2 separate regions of the Homo sapiens genome follow, and region 2 is linked to region 1. The links are chromatin loops, found by intact Hi-C in ENCODE. Cell type or tissue: HCT116. All regions are shown on one strand. Each heading gives the region's core, and the rest is flanking DNA. Links, peaks and the distances in the headings are about the cores only.

Evidence for each region. Peaks named below come from ENCODE experiments on the same cell type or tissue, not always from the same donor. Only the 100,000 strongest peaks of a DNase experiment are listed, where the experiment ranks them.
Region 2: it touches region 1 in a loop (2.9-fold over the local background); 1 of 110 quality-filtered maps calls a loop at or near these places.

The regions. Positions count from the first base shown.
Region 1 is chr21:37,198,609-37,207,993 of GRCh38, reverse strand. TTC3 (tetratricopeptide repeat domain 3) reads right to left here. Exons shown (of 46, transcript NM_001330683.2): 45 at 7,670-7,762; 46 at 4,887-6,554. The coding sequence ends at 6,420. Among named protein-coding and RNA genes, the nearest start is that of DSCR9, 5.2 kb to the left of the region's middle. RefSeq lists an enhancer at 1-827. In HCT116, for the core only: no CTCF peak of the experiment used is centred there; DNase peaks (open chromatin) are centred at 8,133, 8,423 and 8,703; H3K4me3 peaks cover 876 bases; H3K27ac peaks cover 1,492 bases.
Region 2 is chr21:37,142,151-37,152,559 of GRCh38, reverse strand. It overlaps TTC3 (tetratricopeptide repeat domain 3), which reads right to left. Exons shown (of 46, transcript NM_001330683.2): 21 at 7,915-8,035; 22 at 4,957-5,079; 23 at 3,913-4,014; 24 at 2,390-2,482; 25 at 1,676-1,740; 26 at 531-667. Among named protein-coding and RNA genes, the nearest start is that of TTC3-AS1, 47 kb to the left of the region's middle. RefSeq lists an enhancer at 4,722-5,222. In HCT116, for the core only: no CTCF peak of the experiment used is centred there; a DNase peak (open chromatin) is centred at 6,669.

The DNA.
Region 1 (9,385 bases), core at 6,595-9,094:
GCACTGAAGTCCCAAGGTATTTGCTGAAAACAATGACAGGTCTGTTTGACACAAAGGCACATGTTACAGAGAGCAAGCTTGTCTCTTTGAAAGTGCCTGCCACAGGAGCCCTGTAACCATACCAGCTGCTCGTTGTGGAGGCTGTCCTGGCAAGGCCAAGGGACCGGCCCCAGTCCTTCCTCTGGGAGGTAAGATGAGTCACCTCTGGCATGGAGGTGTCCTCCTGGTGGCTTCTTTTTGGGCACTCCTGAAACAGACCTGCTTTGCATTCACATGCACCCTCTCAGGCAGGGCCTGGCCAGAGGCAGGAAGGGGACTTCCTTGGTGTTTCGTAGCACAGGACCTGTTGTGGCAGGGACAGAGGTTCTGCTGGGAGTGGCCCCCAAGGAACCACTAAGAGGCTAATGCAATGACAGACTCGGCCTGTCTCTGGGCCAGAGACGCTGCAGAGAGCAGTGTCTCCTTTCCAGGATGGCAGAGAACCAGGCAAGGCCAGGCGGTGGCAAGGGAAGTGAGGACCCTAGCCAAAGAGCAATGGGAAGGAGCTCTCTCAGCAGAAATCATCCCAGCAGGGTTTGCTGAGTGCCTGAATCACCATTTCAAATGTGAAATGAGAAAGGTATCAAGCACCACCAGACCAGCACCACCAGACCAGCAGAACTCCAGGCTTTACCAGCTTTTCCAGGGAAGCAAAACAGCATTTGCCAATGACTGTGGTGTTAGTACTCCAACGATGGTTGATTTCAAGCTACCAGTGTCACCCCACTAAACACAGAGTTGGGAAGAGTTGCATTATACGGTATTTCCACCATACAGATACTATAGACCTCAATAATCCCAACATAATAAGTTGAGGTAATCAGGAGTACATTGGTTTTTGATATAAGTGTATACATGATTCAATTTTTTTTTTTGTTTTTTGAGACAGGGTCTCACTCTGTCCCCCAGGCTGGAGTGCAGTGGTGTGATTACAGCTCACTGTAGCCTCTCACACCCCAGACCTTCACCCATGCCCCAGAGAACAGCAAAACAGGTCCTTGCTAAGTACATGGTCCTACCTGCTAGAACCAGGAAACTTCAAGACAACTTAAAATACCCTGTGTATTGGTCCGTTCTCACGCTGCTATAAAGAACTACCTGAGACCGGCTAATTTATGAAGAAAAGAGGTTTAATTGACTCACAGATCCACAGGCTTAACAGGAAGCATGGCTGGGAGACTCAGGAAAATGTACAATCATGGAGGAAGGTGAAGGGGAAGCAAGCATGACTTACATGGGGGCAGGAGAGAGAGAGCCAAAGGGGAATGCCACACACTTCTAAACTATCAGATCTCATGAGGACTCACTATCATGAGATCAGCAAGGGGGAAATCCGCCCCCATGATCCAATCACCTCCCACCAGGCCCTTCCTCCTATTCGACGTGAGATTTGGGCAGGGACACGAATCCAAACCCTATCACCCTGCCAGCAATGTTCTAATTTATATTTCCTTGGTGATTGATTTTGAACAAATGTGGCTATCAAAATGCCTACAAACCATCTGGATACTTGCGAAGTGCCTATTCAAATCTCTTGCCTATTTCTAATATATTGTTATCTTTTTCTTACTGATTTGTAGTTATTTGTACATTCTGGAGGAGTCTTGTTGGAAGTGTGGATTACCAGCGTCTTCCACTTCATGGTTTGCCTTTTCACTCTCTCAACAGCAACTTAAGAGTTCTTAGTGCAGACCAAAATCCAGTTTATCAACATTTTATTCTTGGAGCTAGTGATTCCTTAAAATCTTTGCCTATTCCAGGGGCAGGAAGATTGTCTGTTTTCTTGTAGAAGCTGCATTATTTTGCTTTCCATATTGAGGACTGTGATCCATTGGGAATTGACATTTGTATATGCTGTGAGAGGTCAAGCTTCATTTATTTTCATATGGAGATCTTGTTTTTGTTTTTGTTTTGAGACAGGGTAACTCTGTCACCCAGGCTGGAGTGCAGTGGTGCAGTCTCGGCTCACTGCAACTTCTGCCTCTCAGGCTCAAGTGATCCTCCCACTTCAGCCTCCCAAGTAGCTGGGACCACAGGCATGTGCCACCGTGCCTAGCTAATTTTTGCATTTTTTGCAGATGGGGTTTCACTATGTTGTCCAGGCTTGTCTCAAACTCCTGAGCTCAAACAATCTGCCCACCTCAGCATCCCAAAGTGCTGGGATTTCAGATGTGAGCCACCAGGCCCTGGCCCCCAAATTATTCTTCTTAACATAGTTAAAAGTCTCTTTTTGCCATGATGGTTTATCAATCCGACTTGATTAATGGATGACTCATTAGGATTTTCTAGTTTACTATTGTTTAGTTTCTGCATTCTTGCTAATATTTATCTTTTTTCACCTTTAAAGGGAGAATAGGAAGAGACAGTATAAAGTGGAGGCAATGGGCTGGGCACAGTGCCTCATGCCTATAAATCCCTGCACTTTGGGAGGCCAAGGCAGGTGGATCACCTGAGGTCAGGAGTTCCAGACCAGCCTGGTCAACGTGATAAAACCGTGTCTCTACTAAAAATATAAAAATTAGCCAGGTGTACTGGTGTGCATTTGTAATCCCAGCTACTCAGGAGGCTGAGGCAGAAGAATCGCTTGAACCTAGGAGGTGGAGGTTTCAGTGAGTGGAGATCATGCCACTGCACTCCAGCCTGGGCGACAGAGCTAGACTCCGTCTCAAAAAAAAAAAAAAAGTAGAGGCGATGATGGAACAAATGGTAACAGTTCTCACCCTAAGCCAGGGAGTCTGGACTACACACCTCCACTACAATGAGCCTTGCCTGGCCACACCGATGCTCCAGGGCATATCCCTAGTGAGCCCACCACAGGGCCCTGATCCTCAACCCAAACTGGATAGGAAAGGTTGACTCAAAGCTGCTCAGTCCGATAATTTGGGAAAGCCAAAAGGTGAAATGATCCATTGCTATAGAATCACAATATTCCTGAAGTCAATTCAGGGAGATCTCAGGAACAAAGCTGTTATTTTCCAAAACGACTTTGAGGTGATCTGATTTCTTCTTGCTCTTTTCACCACTGGATCGTGTTCCAATCCAGGCCACACTGAGGAAGTGGACTTCCTAACTAACGGCGGCTTTCCTACTGTACTATCCTACTCTTTCTTGTGCAATTTCCAGGCCCTTAATCTTAGTGACAGTTAGTTGTTAGCTCCGGTTATCACGAGTTTGTGTGCAGGCACTGTGCTGAGCACTTCACCAGGAATTTACTCATCTGTATACCCTCCCAGCTTCTCCTTCTGATACCTTCTTTCTTTCTGAGGTCATACTGCAGATGCTTTTTGGTCCTCATTCTGACCAACCATCCTATCACTTTACGGCCTCTGCTTTTTCAGCCTCCTGAGTAAGTACCTCAGGCTGACAGAAGGAACTTCCATCTTTGCTATTGTGTCTTCTACTGTTTCCTTTAATTCCCTTCTCCAGTCATCTGACTAAAAAACTACTCTAAAATAGTTTTACTGCTTCAGTTTGTGGTGTGTTGAGCACTTTGACCACCTGCTGCGACTGCACACACACACACACACACACATCCTTTATCCGTGGGAGATATGTTCCAAGACCTCCAGTGGATGCCTGAAACCACAGAAAATTCCAATCCCCACATATGCAATGTTTTCTCCTATACATATGTATCTATGATGAAGTTTAATTTATAAATTAGGCACAGTAAGAAATGAACAACTAGAACTAGTAATAAAATAGAACAATTACACTGTAGTAAAGATTATGTGAGTGTGGTCTCTCCCCCTTAAAATATCTTATTGTACTGCACTGTACTTGCCTATTTTCAGACCACGGCTGACCGTGGGTAACAAACTGTGGAAATCAAAATCACGAATAAGTGGGGGCACTTCTGTAGTCTTTGAGATTACCTTAAAACCGTAGTAACATTTTGCATTGCTGGGGCACCACTTCAATTTTATACCAGGCTATCCATTATTCATAACATAGATTAAGCAGTTCAGCAGGGAAAACTAATCTAAAATCTTTTTTTTTTTTTTTTTTTTTTGAGACGGAGTCTCGCTCTGTCACCCAGGCTGGAGTGCAGTGGTGCGATCTCGGCTCACTGCAAGCTCCGCCTCCCGGATTCACGCCATTCTCCTGCCTCAGCTTCCCAAGTAGCTGGGACTACAGGCACACACCACGATGCCCGGCTAGTTTTTTGTATTTAGTAGAGACGGGGTTTCACTGTGTTAGCCAGGATGATCTCAATCTCCTGACCTCGTGATCCGCCCACCTCGGCCTCCCAAAGTGCTGGGATTACAGGCGTTAGCCACCGCGGCCGGCCTAAATTCTTAAGGAATAGTCATTGCTTTAAATTAAATTAAATGCCATCAGACTAAAAATACGTACTGATAATACTTTGAATACACTTGAAAAAACAGAAGACAGATTTTGAAAATGAGCTTTCTTCAAATGAGCTTTCACTCTGTGAGTGCTCAGCATACCCAGAAGCCCCTCTATAGAGGAAACCCCATCGACAGCCTCAGTGGCCCATAAATCCACAAATGCCTCAAAAAATATACCAAGGAATGCAATTTATCTTCAACATCCTTATATGTATTCACATGAAAAATCTCTTAATTTAGCCTTAAGAAGTAAACTCTATCATCTCTGTGTGAACTCCTATAGTCGATCTTACGCAGGCACAAAGGAAAATTCTGACCCAGGCCCTAAAACGCCCTGAGATCCCTGGTCAGACTCCTCAGACACAGCATGGCGTGGCTGTTCTTTCCTGACGAAAGCACTCTTAAAATGTTAGCATGACATACATGTCCTAAGTTTTCCAGAAGAATGCATTTTTAAACTTCTCTAAGAAAGAATGGACAAGAGTGACAGTGAACTTCTCATTTTAGAATGTTCTTTATTCTGACAGTTGTTGGACAAATATAAGGCATGTTCACAAGTATCTGAAGTTATGTACAAAACACACTCATTCAACGGATGTTCCTCTTCTCCTTTTGTACTTGCTGCTGCAAACTGATCCTCATGCACGTTAACACCCATAGCGCTCAATTCTTATGGATATGCAGACAGTGTTTTGGGGACCACCGTGGAGAATCTGTTTCAAACTAAGGCGTGAGCTTCTAAGAACTAAGTCACTAAGACATCAGAACTCACAGTGAACAAAGGCAGAGGAAGGTGACCAAATCAGCTCATAAACTCATGACTCTAAGTTTCCAGTGGAACAAAGAACACATTGAAAAACATTTTTTGATCCTTCATGTTGGAGAGAAATGGAATGTGACCAGAATTCATGGTTCTATATTTACCACTGTCTAAAAGTCACAAAACAATATCTAATTTTTTCATGGTTTCTAATGCAGTTACAGTTTTGTTCTTAGGTCACAGTACAAGACTGCATGCATACTTTACACAAATATCAAACACAGAACGATTGTAACACAGATACCTCAGGGTTGTCTAAAGACACAGCTTCTCTTTTTGTGGTGGGGTGGGGAAGGAGAATGGTGGTGGCCATTTCCACACACAGCCTGTTGTGTGCTCAGCACGGCTGGATGCGGATCCCAAGCACTCGCTGACTGACTCACAGAAGAGGACAGAAGCTGCTAAGGAAGGCAGCGGAGTTCAAAGAGCAGGCTCCAACCGGGGGCTGGGATGACGGACACACAGCCTCGATTCCAGGGGGAAAAAGTCTTAGTCGATACTAATTAAAAAGTGTTAATGATTTTTGAAAATCAGATTACATCTATAAAAGATGAAAAGCAAACACTTAAAACAATCTAACGGGGGAACATAAAATAATAAAAAATCAAATGCAGATGGGATTTCACAAAGAGGAGATTTGAATCTTTTGGTCTAAATCAGCCAATATTTTAACATTAACTATAAATTATTAAAATATAGTTTGCTTATGCCCATCCTTAAAATGCAGAATCTTTGAGGAAAAATATAGGCATATCAGGAATACAGACTCTTGTAAAAAATTTAAAAAGTCAGTATCATCTCTCTTGTGGAGCTACCAGAACAGGTTTTTCAAACAGAAAAGGGGAACAAACGTGGGGAACAAACGTGGGGCGCTTGGCTATGTTAAGAATTCTTATCACTAGAATACTGCTTCGAGACGTTCATAGTACTTTCCAAAAGAAGCCACCCACCTCAAAGAGCCCTGCGCAGCCCCAGTGACCCATGAGTGTGGTAGCCGTCATTTTATTAGCCACTGTTGGCAATCATCAAAGTATTCACTCAGAGTGGGGAAATTACTTAATATCAGCGATATTAACGATTTCCATGTATTTAGCTTTGTGACACACAATGCACAAGGGTCTTCAAATGTTTGTTTTTTACACCAGTGGTAGAAAATTGTCATTCTTCGGATTCAACACACTGGTGGATGACACTTTAGTGAAGTGTGACTACCTAGAAGAGCAGGAAGGCAGCTCCTGATTCTGACTGGGCCAGCCTCTTCCAGAAGGTGACTCTTCTGTCAGGAGATCACGACCCTGGCAGGCCGGGCAAGCGCTCTGCCCTTTAAGCCACTGCTTAAAGCACTGAAAAGGAGAAAACAAAATCAGAAGATGCCTTCAGGACCATGAGGAAGCTTAGCTCCCCTGTGCTGCTGGGCTCCTTGGCAGGCGTGGCTCACTTGCCCTTGGTCTCTTGGGCCTGGAGCTGCCCAATACTCAGGGACACCAACACCCGCTCAGGCCAGAGTGTGGACAAAGCCCCAGCCGCAAACGATCCCACCTCAGGGTCAGATCCTGAGCGCTCTGGGCCTCCAACCTGGCCTCAGGGGGTGGTCTTGCCCTGATCCCCGGTTCCAGGCTCGGCTCTTCCACTTCAGCTGCGCCAAATTCCAGAGCCTGGCATTCTCGGCCCTATGACCCAATCACTCATTCTTAGCCCATCCCTTGGCCTGGCCTTGGCCCTTGGCTCTGGAACAGCCCTCCAGCCTGCACGCCACACTCCTGCTGCTGCTGCCCACACTGCAGAGGCTGTGGACAGTCAGCTAGCCCAAATATAAGACCCTGTACCCAAGGAGGCACACCACACCAGAGACTTGGCAAGTGGTCTCAATTCCTTTCAGTGAGCATGCTGTATTTATCCCGTTCCAAGGGATTAGCAAATCCCCATGGCAGAGACCTGATCTGTTCTAACCCAGCAGCAGGGGTGCACACAAATGCTCACGGTACCTAGAACACCATGATAGTTCACACACAGATCCCAGAACGGTACGAGCAGGACTGTCCCTGGGTCAGGCAGAAGGGACTCAGCTAGGTTTAGTTTTTCTCCTCTAAAATGTTAAACTGACTTCATATACTACACTAAGTCAAAAAAATGGTTTCACTGTTTCTCCATTTAGTCAAGTGTGTAAGAAATCACCTTTCAAGGAACTAATACTGCTTTGAATCTCAGCACTAACGAGTGGCTGGAGCTGCTGTTCCCCTCTCCCCACAAGGGATGGAAAGGACGGTCTCCAGAGCTGCCCTTCCTGCAGAGCTGGTGTGAGGACAGGGAGGCACTGAACACTGACACGGGAGGTTTGCAAAGAAAATAGTTTGAAAGCACAATAAATACTGATGACTAGAAAACAATTCCTTTCTTATTTTGAAAATATTTGAAGGTCCCAATGCATGCTGTAAGGATGGCCAAAAAGAGCTCTTACCCCTTTGTGATACTTGTGCCCACATTTGAGCACACGCACGTTTTTTGATTTGAACACCTCGTGGCATATTTCACAGGAACTTGCACCCAGTGCCTGTGGAAACAAACACACCTGAATAGTAAAGAATAACTACAGTTGTTTTTATGACACGAGTTCTTCCTTCAAGTGGCCTTCAAACATCTTCTGCCACAAAGGGTGGCAAATTATTCACAATTACAGCTAAACAGTCTGAGGAAACAACTTATTTTTTAATAGCATTTCTTAAGAAAAAATATAAAAATACAAAAAGAAAAGTATAAAGTTCTAATTTCCTCAGAGAAAAAACTGTTTTATGTGACCAGAAGATCCCCAGGTGAAGATTACCATACCTAAAGTACAGTATGGGATAATCACATGGCATGGTGTGAATTAATCATACATTTAATCATCTAACAGTTGAGGGTAGTAAATTCCAACACATCCACACAATGGGCTATTGTGTAGCCAAAAGGAAAATCATGACGGAAGCCCATAATCCCTGACATAGAAAGCTGGCCCCAACAGCCTGCTGAATGAAAGCAGCTAACAAGACAACATGTATCATATATAACTCACTTTTTAATAAAGGGGCTGCATGTATACATACATGCCTAGAAAAACAGTTAACAGTGGTTGCCTCAGGGTAAGGGAGATTTAATCTTTTTCTTTACTATTTTCTAGTTTCTATGAGCATGGATTACTTGTGCAAATCAAAACAAAACAAACGGATGGCTCATCCGGCAAACATCCATGGGCAGGGTTGGTGTCGGGTGCTGGACGCAGAGATGAATGGAGGGCTCTGGCCTCAGCGGCTCACAGTCTGGTGAGCATAGACAGTGCTTTCGATGTGAGAGCAGACCTGAGTGTCGCCTGGGACTCCAGGCACAGTTCTCCCTGCAGCTCACAGCACTTACCCTTACTGCACCATTAACTTCTACTCTAGCTCACTGCCTCTTAACTCTGAGCGCCTTGAAGGCACAAAATGAGTCCCATCTGGGTCTTTAGCAGCTGGCAGAAAACCTAGCTCAAACTCATGCTCTAAAAACCCCTGCTGAGGGAGTGGGCGAATGCAGGCAGCCCTGGCAGTGGGATCAAGTTCAGGGAGTGGCACTGGAGGCATCACCCCAAGGCTGAGAAGACCTTGAACTGCTGTTCAGGGTTTTGCTGTCTCTCCCAAGGCATGACTCGGCCCAGGAGGAGATGGGGCAGATGCTGCAGAAGGAGGGTTCATGCCCCTCCACTGCTGCCCATGACTCGAGGGTCAGGGAAGAAGAGGAAGTGCCAGACCGGGGAAGAGCCATTGAAGGCCTCTCCAATGCCCAGTGCAAAGCTCGGAGCCAGGTTTAGTTTGAAAAAAATATACACTTAACTTGACCGTTTTCTATTTCCTAGAAAAGATGGGCACAGTATATTTCTAACTAAAAGAAAAAAAGGACAACCACAATAAAAAAAAAAATGGAAAACAACCAAAACATTCAGCCCCTCAGAGAACATACAAAGTGTGACTAGCGTATTCAGTTTTGACTAATTCACATATCCATGCATTCAAGAGTTTAGAAAAATATATACCAAAGTGGTAATACTGATTACAGGGCGGGTTTTTAAATGCCCTTTTTATTTGTATTTTCTATTGTATGTAATACTTTGTAATTTGAAAATTAATACTTTTAATTTTAACAAACTATGGTTATCAAATTA
Region 2 (10,409 bases), core at 5,193-7,692, 54 kb after region 1:
AAAAAATTAGCTGGGCATGGTGGCGGGCACCTGTAGTTCCAGCTACTGGGGAGGCTGAGGCAGGAGAATGGCGTGAACCCGGGAGGCGGAGCTTGCAGTGAGCCGAGATCGCGCCACTGCACTCCAGCCTGGGCAACAGAGTGAGACTCCGTCTCAAAAAAAAAAAACAAAAAAAAAAAACAACTTAGTTCCCCTAAAATACGGCCACTTCCTTCAACAATCCTAACCCAGCCTCATCAACTACCTTAACTTTATATACAATAAATATGTTTAGTCATTAAGCACAGAAAGTTAAAATACAATCTCTGAAAGGTTTTTCAGTGGGAATACAATCTCTGAAAGGTTTTTCAGTGTTCTTTACACCAACCCAATTCTGTCTTCGAGTAACAGAAGACAGTGATAGTATTAAATTACTAAGTGAAATCTTTATTTCAATTCAATAATGATGAATATAAGGCCCAAAAGATGCTTACATTTATACATTTAAATGAGAGTATATTATTCTTATCATGCCTTTGGCTTCTGCATACCTTTCTGCTCTTCATTTTTGGGTGGATTACTTTCTCTTAAGTCCTCCTCCATTCTTTCTTGTGCTAACTTTTTTGCTTCTTTTTTTTGGATCTTTCTCTTCAATTTTTTGTCTTCTTTCAGTCTTAGTTTCTCTAGGCTGATAAACATTTACAATTAGTGACAACTCAATGAACTGTTTTCCTTTGACTATCGTAGAAACCATCTTCCAAGCAATATATTAGAAGTTTTCCTTTTTTAATCAGAGCCCGGCCTACATCTTCCATTCAATGTAAGAAACTGTCAGTATTGTCAAAATAAGGGTACTTGTTTCATGAAAACAAAAACCTCAATGATTAGGTGATGTCTAAGGATGCAGTCTACAGATTGTATAGATGTCACTTTCATGTATCTAAGTTACTTCATAGGGTAAACAGAAATAGTACAAATTACTCTGCAAAATAATTCATGTAAACTCTCATTTCTAAGAAAGGTCCCATAGTAAAATATAATTTTCACATCTCAATAATAACCCACAACACTATAATTTGGTTGATCTGGTTACAATGAATTCTCTCCAACAAATAATTCTGTTCATCTTTTCTTTTGCTTTTTCTTGGTCACAAATGATAAAAAAAAATCACTTCTTAGAAAGAAAAACAAGAAGCAGGACCAAAAAGAAAAGAAAAAAGAATCTGAATTATTTGATCTAAACAAAAAGCTATAGAGAAGTAATAATTTAGACAGTACATTGAGTATTTCAGGGTAAAAAATAGTCATAGGTTCAAAATGTTTACTGAAGAGAGATAAAAAGAAAAATATGCTTTTGGAATTAAAGTTTCAACAACTGAGAGCAAACTGTATAGTTTTTATATAAATGCCAAATCTATTAATCAAACATGTAATTTCACAGCATCAAATGTTATAATTTTAATTGTAAATTCAACCACTAGATAAATAATTCTGAATCAAGTTTTTAGTATTTAATCATTCTAGGCTAGTTCTCTTTAAGTTTTAATTTTCCATAAAAATCATTTTAAAAAACACTTATTTGAATATATGTATACACAGCCAATTTTTAAAAAGGCATAATTTAGAAATCTGCATTTAATAGAATTATATTCTAAGAGACATCATCAAACCACTGATTGATTGTTAAAAATCTTACCTAGAACATTTCTGTTTCAGAATAGGTCTTGGAGGAACCTTTTCTTTTATGACCTTGTGTTCAAACTTTAAATAAAACAAAGACATCCAAAATTTGTCTCATACTCCCATGACATAAAACACAAAACCACAAGTAACAAGTATTTCAGAAGCACACATAATGTTCAGTTTGATAGAGAACAGTGATGATGTTCTGACCCAGACAAAAGCCCAGAAAGCTTTAGCAAAATAATTTACTGAAGAGGAACAAGAGGGTAGACACACTTGAGGAAAAAGTTTTTAAAAAATTAAGAGTAAGCAGACGATCTAATAAAGTGTAAATATTATTACAACTACCCACTCTTGCCATTCCCATGTCATGAAGTTAAAGGTAATCCCTCAAGACGCTCTTCCCCCTCCCTAAAAACCTGCACACCCACTACTGCCCAAAAGTTTACCGGGATTAAGAAAATGAAGTTATCAAAAACAGTAAAAATAGTAAAACTAAGATATAAAAAGCCTCCTTTTCCTATTAAGAAATAAAAGAATATAAGAATGCTTTCATTACAATGAAGCATTCTCACATCCCAGTATTTCCTATATTTTCTTAAATGAAGTAATTGTTTCTTTCCTGGAAAAGATCCAAATTACATGATATCTACAAATTCAAATCATGTTTCAAAAGGTGTAAACATTTTGGTTATCTATCTAACAAGGTTTCCCCTTTATTACTTACTTCACATTTAACTTCACCACCACTGCTGAAGATGATAATCTTAGAAATGACACCTTCACAGTCAGGGGTAAGACATATTCCTTGTAGAAAATCCTATTTGATTAAAAAAAAAAAAAACAAGAAAAATGTTATGTCTAGGGGGGATAAATCTATACACGTATACTATTTTTACCACTAGGAACAGTCAAAATACGGACTAAAACCATCTTCAGGCAAGTGGTGAAAATCCTTACTCACTGCCATGCGAATTTTAAGGCTTCCGTGTAGGAAAAATATACTTTCAGGTGTGGGTCTGACCATGTGACTTGTTTTCATCAATGCAAAGTGACCAGACATGACATACACATGTCTAGACAAAAGGTTTAACAAACACTTCATAGACTGGACATTGTTCTTTTTCCTCTGACACAGGAAGATGTTCCAGAAAAGGGTCATTCTTCAACTTAGATTGAGAAACAAGGAATAGAGCCACACAAAATAAAGCTGCTACAGCCCAGTCCCAGCCAACAACTGCAGAACTGCAGGACAAGTCATGTAAGCAAAAAACAAACTTCTCTGATGTATGCCACAAGATATTTGGGTTGCATCACTTCAGCATATCCTAGGGAAAGCTGACTAATTTACAGAGTGTATTTAAAATGATGGGAATAGTTAAGACCACTAAAAGAGGGTATATCACTAGAGAAACTCAATTTAGGTAAGACAAAGACATAGCAGAAGTGACTCAAAGGTGACAGTTATTTACTCATATCATTATATTGTTAATTAATTATGTGAAAATGTACAAAATGTGAGAATTTATTTCTACCATACTTTAATAATTGCTATTGTTAACAGATGCCTAGTACAACTGCCTCATTCTTTCCCCAATAAGAACAGTGGTCTGCATAAGCCTAAGAAGTGTAGGAAAAGGTCCATAGTTTCTATAGATCAGAAACAAATTCTATGAATACAAATAAGATTGTAATACTATGACTTCCCTCAAAGTATGTCTACTTAATGGTAATTAACATCATTATCTTGGTAATAAGAAAATCCCTGGAGAGAAATGGCAGTTTAAAATTGAAGTTGATCTTTCTTCCCAACATTAAAAAAATTGTTTTGAGTTGACTTCTTAGTACAAATTACCTCATCAAATTTTGGTTTTGAAATCCCTAATTCCACATCAAAACTTTCAAGTGGGGCCTGGTGCAGTGGCTCATGCCTATAATCCCAGCACTTTGGGAGGCTGAAGTAGGATCACTTGGGTCAAGGAGTCTGAGGCTGCAGTGAGCTACGACTGCACCACTGCACTCTAGCCTGGGCAACACAGTGAGATCCGTCTCTTTAAAAAAACAAAGCCTCTATGGTTAATGCCTTTATGATTGTCCAAATAAAAACAAATTTGATTTTCCACTTTATTATTAAAGTTATAATTTAAAATTTTCTAATTATGTGCAGAATGTTCAGGAAGGAATTCTTGGGGGAAAAATTGACATACAATAAGTATACTGAAAAATTCAGACAATCCTGTTATGCTTTACCTTGTCAATTTTATCATTAAAGGTTGTAGTTTTTAACTTCTTCCAGCAATTCATGTGAAATTCTATTTTACAGTACTGGCAACAGCTGATGCGTATAAAACCCTAGGGTTACAAAAAATTTTTTAATTAACGTTTTAAAGATGTCTCTGCACACTCACTCACTACAACATACATAAAGACAGAGAGAGCTTGACTAACATATTTATTTCCACAGCATAAAGTTGCATCATTCTTCAAAATATATCAAATATTTTATAAACATTATTTCATCTGATTTACTAACCAGGGACATTGGAACAGCAGGACAAGGGCAGCTACTAGCTTCTTGAATAAACCAGTATAACTCAATTAAGTGCCAGACTTATCTCAAATTTAGGTCTCTAACAGCTAATTCAATGATCACAATGACCTTTAGATTTGGGACTCAAATTTTATGAGAGATCAGAATTGCAACAAATCAGAGGTAACAATCTCACTTTGTTTCCTATCCTCCTAAGGTAGCTTGAAGAGGAAAAAGAATGAGCCAGCCTGCCTTCTCAGGTCACTACCCCAGCCCAGAGCGTTTATACATCAGTGGCTCTGGTTCCCATGTGAGACGATGTAGACCTAAAAAAGTCCAGGAAGGCTGGGCGTGGTGGTTCATACCTGTAATCCCACACTTTGGGAGGCTGAGGGGGTGGATCACGAAGTCAAGAGATCGAGACCATCCTGGCCAATATGGTGAAACCCTGTCTCTACTAAAAATGCAAAAATTAGCTGGGCGTGCTGGGACACGCCTGTAATCCCAGCTACTTGGGAGGCTGAGGCAGGAGAATTGCTTGAACCCAGGAGGCGGAGGTTGCAGTGAGCCAAGATCGTGCCACTGCACTCCAGCCTGGGTGACAGAGTGAGACTTATCTCAAAAAAAAAAAAAAAATCCTGGGAAAGGGGTGGACGACTGCTAACTAGCCAGAGAACTTGGGTGCCTCCAATTACAGATTGTTTTGAGCCCATTTTAAGAAATGATTTTGCAAGTTAATGTCCCACTGTACACTCATTATTTACCTTAAAGTCTGGATCAGTTATGTATATCTGGATCTTAGAATATCCATGGCACTTCTGATAGCAACAAATGGCATCTGGCACTGGAGGGAACTTGCATTCTTCAACAAATTTCTCTAACAGCATCTAAAACAAAATAAACAAAAATGATACCATTACAATACTAATCTGTCAATAAAAATGCTTGTGATTTCAATAACCTCTTGCCATCAAAATATTTTCAGCATAAGAATGACTAAATTTTTTCACCAACAACAAACTACATACAACTTTTAAAGTTTTTCCTTTTAAAAGGAAGGCTGATAAGAGACATAAGAGAGATTTAAAAAGAGGACTGGACAAAATTTTTTTTCAGAATTTCGAAAGAATCAAAATTTTGTCCTGTTACAATCATCAAATCGCATTTTATAATTTACAGCTCTCAGAAATCTTCCATAAGCATTAAGAGGAAGTCAAGTAAGGCAGAATAACCCTTAGGGTAATCCTGAGGACTTTACCAGGCTCCTCTTGCCCAACATCACCTCATCCAGAATCCTAACACTCCCATTATCTTCCTCCTTGCAGCTCTGCCACTGTTGTTTGTGGACTCCCTGGAGAATTATTCCACTGCTAATGAAGCCCCCAAGAGACTCATGCCATGCTTCCAGTGCTGGCTTTTTGTTATCAATAGCTCCTATGCCTCTATCCCAATCTTGTATGAAGAGAGGTAAATCCAAGAATCCCTGTGTTGTATTTTTTATAATAGCTTTGTTGAGACATAATTTACACACTATACAACTCAAATGAAGTGTACGGTTCGGTGTTCTTAGCATATTCACAGGATGTGCTGACATCACCACGGTCTAAATTTAGAACATTTTCAAAAAGAAACTCCATACGCATTAGCAGTCCCTCCTCATTTTCCCCTAACCTTCCAGGCCCAGCAATCACTGGTCTACTTTCTGTCACTATATACAGACTTGCTTATTCTGGAGATTTCATAGGAATGGACTCACACAAGCCCTTTGTGTTTGGCTTCTTTTACTTAGCATAATGTTTCCAAGGTCCATCCATGCTGCAGCATGTTATCAGTACTCTTTTTTTTTTTTGAGACAGCGTCTCACTCTGTCACTCAGGCTGGAGTGCAGTGGCACGATCTCAGCTCACTGCAACCTCTGCCTCCTGGGCTCAACTGACCCTTCCACCTCAGCCTCCTGAGTAGCTGGGACTACAGGCATGTGCCACTATGTTTGGCTAATTTTTGTATTGATGGGTTTCGCCATGTTGCCCAGGCTGGTCTTGAACTCCTGAGCTCAAGCAATCCTCCTGCCTTGGCCTCCCAAAGTGGTAGGATTACAGGCGTAAGCCACCAAGACTGGCCATTTGTTTTTGAGGCAGACTCTCACTCTGTTGCCCAGGCTGCACTGCAGTGGCACAATCAAGGCTCACTGCAGCCTCAACCTCCCAGGTTCCAATACTTACGTACCCATTTATCAGCTCACGAATACTTGGGCTATTTCCCATTTTGGGCTATTATGACTAATGCTGCTATGAACATTCATGTACAAGTTTTTGTGAGAACATGTTTTCCTTTCTCTGTACACACCTAGGAGTGAAACTGCTGGATCATATGGTATGCTACAGTTTGAATGTTTGACCCTCCAAACCACACATTGAAATCTGATCCCCGGTGTTGGAGGTGAGGCACAGTGGGAGGTGTTTTGAGTCATGGCGACGAATCTCTCATGAACAGATTAATTCCCTCCCTGGGGTGAGTGAGTTCTCACTCCATTAGTTCCCTAAAGAGTTGGTTGTTAAAAAGAGCCTGGCACTTCCCTGTCTCTCACTATATGATCTCTACAGACAGGCTCTCCTACGCCTTCTGACATGAGTAGGAGCTATTGAAGGCCTTCACCAGCAGGTGCTGACACCATGCTTCTTATACAGCCTGCAAAACCATAAGCCAACTTTTCTTCATAAATCACCAGTCTCAGGTACTTCTTTATAGCAACACAAATGGACTGAGACATGGTAACTCTATGTTTAACTGTTTGAGGAACTGCCAGACTATTTTCCAAAGCAGCTGCATCATTATACATTACCACCAGCAGTGTCTGAATGTTCCCATTTTTCTACACCCTTGCCAATATTTATTGTCTGCCCACATCCTAATGAGTGTGAAGTGGTATCTCACTGTGGTTTTGATTTGTGTTTCTCTGATAGCTAATGATGCTGAATGTCTTTTCATGTGCTAATTTTGGCCATTTGTATATCTTCGTTGCAGAAATGTCTATTCAGATCCTTTGACTACTTCTTAGATTATTTGTCTTTTTATTATTGAGTTGTAAAAGTTGACTTCTGTGATTTTAAAAGCTTCAGCCAAAATCAAGTTCTGAGTACATGTGAGAGTTCACTACAAGTAAAAGCCTATCTCAGTCATTTCACACGTAAGTCTTTCTAGAACAAGCAAAGCATCTTTATGCTTCTGGATATGAGACTAAATTCATATTTTTCTAAATCTTCAAGTACCATCTCAGTAACTGTGGTAACTTTATGATGAAACAACAATACTATACCTTCCTCTAAGTACAACCAAGTCCAGCAGAGTGCATGATCATGCATACTCAGAAGTCAGAATGCCTGGACTCAAGTTCCAGGACCACAATTTGCTTGCTGTTTCACCTTGAGTGCATCATTTCACCTCTCTAAACTTAACCTTCCTCATCTGTAAAATGGGAATGATCACAGTGCCCCCCTGCACGGGGCTGCTATAAGGATTAAGCATAATGATAAATGAAGGTACACACTGGCACACAGAAAACATTCAATAAATGTCAGAGATTCTCATTAGACAGTAGAGGGGAAATGCGTGTAAGGGAGGTGGGGATGGAATGCTCCTACCTCTCCGCCTCCTGATACCTGAGTCAGTCAATGCAGATAAGCATTCACAGTAAGAAACACTCTGCAAAAATAAATGGTTACCTTTATTTTTTGTGGCTGAGACTCTTCAATAATCACATTACTCGTGGGCCAAGTTAACACTCCAGGAAGACGATAAATCAAGGTTCTTGCTTTCTCAAAGTGATTGAGAGCTTCTAGAAATCTAAAGTCATAATTATGAAAAAGGCATTAAAGATGTAAAATGGTATTTTCACTCCCTTCAAAAGTCACCAAAGATCTCAAGCTTACTGGGACGAATACATTTGATGAATCACTGAACAGCAATATTCAATGTAACCTAAATTTTCTTTAAAAAAACAAAGTCACTATTGCTGTTTGCTATAAAAGTAATATACATTAAACACAACTCGTCTTGGACACTGGCTTTATTGTGGCAGGTGTACACTTTTTTGTTGTTTGTTGTTTATATATATATATTTTTTTTATTATACTTTAAGTTCTAGGGTACATGTGCACAACGTGCAGGTTTGTTACATAGGTATACATGTGCCATGTTGCTGTGCTGCACCCATTAACTGGTCCTTTACCTTAGGTATATCTCCTAATGCTATCCCTCTCCCCTCCCCCCACCTCACAACAGGCCCCAGTGTGTGATGTTCCCCTTCCTGTGTCCATGTGTTCTCATTGTTCAATTCCCACCTACGAGTGAGAACATGCGGTGTTTGGTTTTTTGTCCCTGCAACAGTTTGCTGAGAATGATGGTTTCCAGCTTCATCCATGTCCCTACAAAGGACATGAACTCATCCTTTTTTATGGCTGCTTAGTATTCCATGGTGTATATGTGCCACATTTTCTTAATCCAGTCTATCACTGAGGGACATTTGGGTTGGTTCCAAGTCTTTGCTATTGTGAATAGTGCCGCAATAAACATATGTGTGCATGTGTCTTTATAGCAGCATGATTTATAATCCTTTGGGTATATACCGAGTAATGGGATGGCTGGGTCAAATGGTATTTCTAGTTCGAGATCCCTGAGGAATCGCCACACTGACTTCCACAATGGTTGAACTAGTTTACAGTCCCACCAACAGTGTAAAAGTGTTCCTATTTCTCCACATCCTCTCCAGCACCTGTTGTTTCTTGACTTTTTAATGATCGCCATTCTAACTGGTGTGAGACGGTATCTCATTGTGGTTTTGATTTGCATTTCTCTGATGGCCAGTGATGATGAGCATTTTTTCATGTGTCTGTTGGCTGCATAAATGTCTTCTTTTGAGAAGTGTCTGTTCATATCCTTTGCCCACTTTTTGATGGGGTTGTTTTTTTCTTGTAAATTTGTTTGAGTTCTTTGTAGATTCTGGATATTAGCCCTTCGTCAGATGAGTAGATTGCAAAAATTTTCTCCCATTCTGTAGGTTGCCTGTTCACTCTGATGGTAGTTTCTTTTGCTGTGCAGAAGCTCTTTAGTTTAATTAGATCCCATTTGTCAATTTTGGCTTTTGTTGCCATTGCTTTTGGTGTTTTAGACATGAAGTCCTTACCCATGCCTATGTCCTGAATGGTAATGCCTAGGTTTTCTTCTAGGGTTTTTATGGTTTTAGGTCAAACATTGAAGTCTTTAATCCATCTTGAATTAATTTTTGTACAAGGTGCAAGGAAGAGATCCAGTTTCAGCTTTCTACATATGGCTAGCCAGTTTTCCCAGCACCATTTGTTGAATAGTGAATCCTTTGCCTATTTCTTGTTTTTGTCAGGTTTGTCAAAGATCAGATAGTTGTAGATGTGTGGTATTATTTCTGAGGGCTCTGTTCTGTTCCATTGGTCTATATCTCTGTTTTGGTACCAGTAACATGCTGTTTTGGTTACTGCAGCCTTGTAGTATAGTTTGAAGTCAGGTAGCGTGATGCCTCCAGCTTTATTCTTTTGGCTTAGGATTGACTTGGCAATGCGGGCTCTTTTTTGGTTCCATATGAACTTTAAAGTAGTTTTTTCCAATTCTGTGAAGAAAGTCATTGGTAGCTTGATGGGGATGGCATTGAATCTATAAATTACCTTGGCAATATGGCCATTTTCACGATATTGATTCTTCCTATCCATGAGCATGGAATGTTCTTCCATTTGTTTGTATCCTCTTTTATTTCATTGAGCAGTGGTTTGTAGTTCTCCCTGAAGAGGTCCTTCACATCCCTTGTAAGTTGGATTCCTAGGTATTCTCTTTGAAGCAACTGTGAATGGGAGTTCACTCATGATTTGGCTCTCTGTTTGTCTGTTACTGGTGTATAAGAATGCTTGTGATTTTTGCACATTGATTTTGTATCCTGGGACTTTGCTGAAGTTGCTTATCAGCTTAAGAAGATTTTGGGCTGAGACGATGGGGTTTTCTAGATATACAATCATGTCATCTGCAAACAGGGACAATTTGACTTCCTCTTTTCCTAATTGAATACCCTTTCTTTCTTTCCCCTGCCTGATTGCCCTGGCCAGAACTTCCGACACTATGTTGAATAGGAGTGGTGAGAGAGGGCATCCCTATCTTGTGCCAGTTTTCAAAGGAAATGCTTCCAGTTTTCGTCCAT